2 separate regions of the Homo sapiens genome follow, and region 1 is linked to region 2. A link is an interaction called in ENCODE POLR2A ChIA-PET data of the cell type or tissue named here. Cell type or tissue: OCI-LY7. All regions are shown on one strand. Region 1 overlaps AFF1-AS1 (AFF1 antisense RNA 1). Region 2 overlaps AFF1 (ALF transcription elongation factor 1).

Region 1 (2,500 bases), 150 kb after region 2:
ATTCAATGTATCTAACGTGGAACTTATACTACCCAATTCCTGTTATTTGGTTCTCAACTTTTGTTAATGGTGCCATTATAGACTCGGGATTCTGATTCAAGTGTCCATTATTACCAAGTCATATTTAACTTTCCTCTTAAATCTCTCCCTTCCTTATGAGTTTTCTTCCCTTTTTTTGTTTTATGTCTTTATTCTTGTATTAAATAGCTACTGTCAGGTACTAATTCTGCTCAGTTCTGGGGATATAAAGAGAAGTAAGAGAATAACCTTGTTCTCAGAGAGTTCGTATCTAGAAGGAGAGTGTGGTAGGCAGAAGTCTAAGATGGCTCCCAAGATTCCCAATCCCACATGATTTCATTTCCTCTCCTTGAGTGTGGTTGGGTCTGACTGAACCAGGTGAGCTCTTTTTTGAAAAGAGGATCTAGGAGCCAAAGAAGGAGTAAGTCAGAGAGATCCAAAGCTGCAGCAGCTTCTCTTCTGTTGGCCCTAAAGGAGCAAATTACCATGCTGTATAGAGGCCATATAGCAAGGACTTGAAAGCATCCTCTGGGAGCTGAGGGTGGCCTCTGGCCAACAGCTAGTAAAAATAAAAAATAAAATAAAAAAAGGCCACAGTCATAAGAAATGGATTGTGCCAAGGGAACTTGAAAATGAACTTTCCCTAGTCAAGCCTCCAGATGAAGATACATCTGGCTACACCTTGATTTCAGCCTAGTGAGATCCCGAGCAGAGGACCCAGGTAAAACATGCCGCAAGTCCAACCTATGGAAATTGTCAGGTAATGAATGAGTGTTGTTTTAGACTGCTGAGTTTGTGGTAATTTGTTATGCAGCGACAGAAAACTCATACGGAAAGAAAAAATAAATCTATGTCTTGCTCAGTGCTAGGCTAGAGGCACACATGATAGAGCATAGGAGGTTATCAGAGCACAGACAGGGACATCCAACAAACACTAAAGGACTTGGGGAAGGCATCCTGGCAGAGGTAGTAACTAAGATGAATTCTAAAACAAAAGAGGGAGAAGAGAGAAGGAGAGGGAAGGAGGAAGAAAAAAAATTTTTGAAAGAAGAAAAGAAAAGAGGAAGTTGGGGAAAATGTGTGTGATCAAACGGGGACATGAAACTTCGTGGGCAGAGGGAGTTAAATATCCACAGGTCCCAAAGTCATAGAGTTCATAGTGACCTTTAGAAACTAAAAAGACATCAATATGTCTGAATTTGGGGACGAATGGTAAAAAATGAGGATGGAGATGTAAAAAGAAAAAAAGAACATTTACCATTTACTGATTGTATACTACGTGGAAGCCCACAGTGTCAGCTCAGCCTGCTTCAACACAACCCCAAGTCAGAGATAGATGGCACAGGTCATCTGCTCGTTTGCCTCAAATCTAGTCTAGTCTAGTCTAGGTGCCCTTCCTCTACTCTGCCTTCAGTCACGGGGTAGATTCTCCCAAACCACCTTTTCAGGGCTTCTTTGCTGGGAAACTGGCTTCTGGGTGGGTTTGGCCAATGGAAGGCACTGGGAGGAGATAGAAGGGCAGGAAGAGAGGCAACTCCTGGGCATTTCTCTTCTTTCTCTGCTCTGGGCAATGGCTCTGGCCCAGTGGCAGCACCTCCCCCATAGCCCCAGCTTCTACAGATCCCAATGAACAGCCCTGCCTCCTGAGCTCCTGTAACACTAAGTTCTCCCTTAGTCCCCACCTTAGGGTGGCAGTTGCTTAATGCCTGAATAGTCTCACCTTCCCCTTTTGGGTCTTTCAGTATTAAATTTTCTCCACTGAACTACCTGGCATGAGTGTTATTTTTGTAACTGGATCCTCACTGAATCACCATGTTTGACAAATAGCTACGAATCAGAAAGATTGAGCAACTGCCTAACGTCACACAGTTGGGATGTTGTGGGGCTGGGTTGTAGATGTTTGGCTGTGAAGCCCATCTCTTTCCACCCAGCTGCATTGTCTCTCAGAAACTTTCCATCACCATTCTGAGTCAGCTCTTTAGAACTTCACCATTACAGCAACCTCCACTCTCAGATGAATCTTCCTTAATTATACCTCTGGTCATGTGATATATGTGGCAATTGCAAAGGGAATTCAGTATCAACTCCTCATTCTAGACTCCAGGCTTTCCAGAATTTTTTTTTTTTTTTGAAATGGAGCCTCGCTCTTGTTGCCCAGGCTGGAGTGCAGTGGCGTGATCTCGGCACACTGCAACCTCCACCTCCCGGGTTCAAGCAATTCTCTACCTCAGCCTCCTGAGTAGCTGGGATTGCAGGCGCCCACCACCACGCCTGGCTAATTTTTGTGTTTTTAGTAGAGACAGGGTTTCACCATTTTGCATTTTGGCCAGGCTGGTCTTGAAATGCTGACCTCATGATCCACCCGCCTCGGCCTCCCAAAGTGCTGGGATTACAGGCATGAGTCACCATGCCTGGCCCCAGAATATTTCTTAAACCAGTCTTTCTGACTTCACTTTTGCTAGACATTTTGCTCTACTGGAAA
Region 2 (2,500 bases):
GCCTTAACAAGCAGCCATATTTAATTTTTAAAAAAATGATAGCAGCTACTTATTGAATGCATTTTGTACTTCACGTTGCATTAAACTCTTTCTATGTTATTATCACCTCAATTTGGTACCATCAATTGTACGACGCACCATTATTAGCTTGGGAGGTAGGGGGACTACACTAAATGTACCCATCAACTGTAAGATACATCCCTATTACATAAACTTAAAAATGCCTGAGGGAATTCTGTATAAAGCTCTATTTAATTCTCACATCAACCTTTGTGGTAGGTATTATGCCAGTTTTTAAAACGAGGAGACATGCTTTTGGAGTCCACGATGAGGTATTTACAAATAAAATAATTTTAAAAATAAAACGAGGAGACTGAATCCTAGAGAAATTAAGTTGTCTATGCAAGGACACACAAAAGCTCTGAAGCAGCTGAGCTGGCTCAGAATACTGTTATACCAGTTTTCTAAAAACCTCAACACTGCTGCAAGAAACAAATATATTAGCATTTTAGGAGGGTGTGTGATTCCAGTTGTCCTATGCATAACCTAAAACATTTTTTCAAGAGCTACGTTTTTCCTTTGCTTCTACAAAGAAGCATTTTGGTATTCACATTTAACTGCCTCTTCCTACTACCAGTGCTTCGGACCAGAAAAGGCAGCAATGCTGGCCGTGGCCTGATTTCTCACTCCTCCTGGAATGACATTGTGTAACTGTAAGGAAACGCACTGATACCAAAATAAAATATGTGAGTGAATGTCTTCTAAGCATGACAGTTTGTTTTAATAAGCTAAAAAGAGCTGGCTGAAGAAACATGCCACTGAGACTGGGAGGCTCTTGCAATATTGTGTTTTAAGTCTCTCAAGTTTCAACAGAGCGGCATTTTTATAACAATGCTATTCTCAAAAAGGCTTACTTATCACTAACCAGGAAATAGAGAGAGCACAAAGGCAATGTGCTGACGAGGGAAGCCAAAAGATCTTGGATTCTAGATCTGGCTCTGCTGAAGACTGGCGCTGAATCTTGGATAAGATTCATCCTCTTTGGGACTATTTCCTCATTGTGAGAAGGTATAGTATTACCAAACCTAACCACTTCTCAGGGTTGGTATGAAGGTCAAATATGTTTTCATATTAAAACATATCTAATAAAACACACTTTCAAAACCATCAAAAGGCACTGATATATGGAATAACAGGCGGTGCCAACATTATCAAGGCATTCTTTAACAGCATGACAGCTTAAAAAAAAAATCCCAATAGGTTATCTATCCAAAGTTTAATTTTTAAGAGAGTAAAATAAATGTCCAAGCTATTTTTCTTCAAATGTGTCACCACCTTTTGGATTACTGTTCAGTCTTCACTATTTGCTGCTCATCTACCCCCAACTCGCTAGTTAGATAAGTCACACTTTTCTTGCCCCGATCTGGAGCCCTCTTCTCTCTTCCATCTGTGTCAGGGATAATTCCTACTAAAGCTTCAGGTTGCAGATGAAAGACATCTTTTGGAAAACATCCCTGATGCTCCCTTACTCCCAAAACTGTCCAGGTTCTCTTGCAGATGCTCCCGTAACTATCCGTACATTCTCTGTTATTGCATCCTCTCTACTCCCTCTAGATAATATGTTCCATGGAAGTTAGGGCCAGAACCCTCACTGAATCACAGGGTGCCAGCCACACAGAGGCAACCCCATAAACAATGGCTGGCATGTTTTCAGTCCCGGAACTCAGAATTTGAAACTAAGTTTCTCTTATGGCTTTAGACACTTAAGAAGATGCAGGCTGCCTGAATTATAAAGCAACACCTTAATTAACAAACTAAACTACATGTAAATAAACATAAAAGAGACAAAAAGATAATTGTTTTGCATTGTTTTCTCCCTGGAAACATTACAACTACTGAGAAACTACTTTTCACACGTAGATTGGCAAACAGCCACAAGATTAACAATACTCCATCTATGAGATAGACATGGGGAAATAGGCACTCAAATCCCATGATTGGTAGGAGGATTAAGTGCTACAACCTTTAAGGACATTAATTTGGCAATAGTCAGCAAATTCTAATTACACAGACACTTCTCTAACCTTTAGCACTGCCTCCTACATGTACAAAAAAAATATGTACAAAGTTATTCACTTCAGCCTAGTTTGCAAATAGCAAGATACTGGAAACAATCTAAATGTGTATCTACAGGTAACTGACTATGAAAACTATGGTACATGCCACCTAGAAAGAAATAAATGCTACGCAACTACAACAAAGAATAAGGATGCTCTTTTTGCATTGATTTGGGGTAATCTCCAAGATACATTGTTTAGAAGAATAAATTTTTAAAAAAAGATGCATTATATGCCAGCATTTCTATAAATGAAGAAAGTATCAATGAGAAGAAAACATATATATGGAGTTGCTTACTATGCATAAAATACCACTGGGAATGATACACAAGAAAGTCCTAACATCAATTACTTCCAGAAAGGAAGGCTGGGGAATGGAGGCT

Evidence for each region. ChIA-PET counts read pairs that join two places held together with the same protein. Peaks named below come from ENCODE experiments on the same cell type or tissue, not always from the same donor. Only the 100,000 strongest peaks of a DNase experiment are listed, where the experiment ranks them.
Region 1: POLR2A ChIA-PET joins it to region 2 with 5 read pairs; 17 of 35 experiments call an interaction of 5 or more read pairs at or near these places.

Annotation. Positions count from the first base shown.
Region 1 is chr4:86,927,448-86,929,947 of GRCh38, reverse strand. The region is part of intron 2 of AFF1-AS1 (AFF1 antisense RNA 1); the gene reads left to right. It also overlaps a transcript of C4orf36 not described here. Among named protein-coding and RNA genes, the nearest start is that of AFF1-AS1, 6.2 kb to the left of the region's middle. In OCI-LY7, no CTCF peak of the experiment used is centred here; a DNase peak (open chromatin) is centred at 1,107; H3K4me3 peaks cover 1,344 bases; H3K27ac peaks cover 446 bases.
Region 2 is chr4:87,077,579-87,080,078 of GRCh38, reverse strand. All of the region lies in intron 4 of AFF1 (ALF transcription elongation factor 1), which reads right to left. Among named protein-coding and RNA genes, the nearest start is that of KLHL8, 140 kb to the left of the region's middle. In OCI-LY7, no CTCF peak of the experiment used is centred here; no DNase peak of the experiment used is centred here.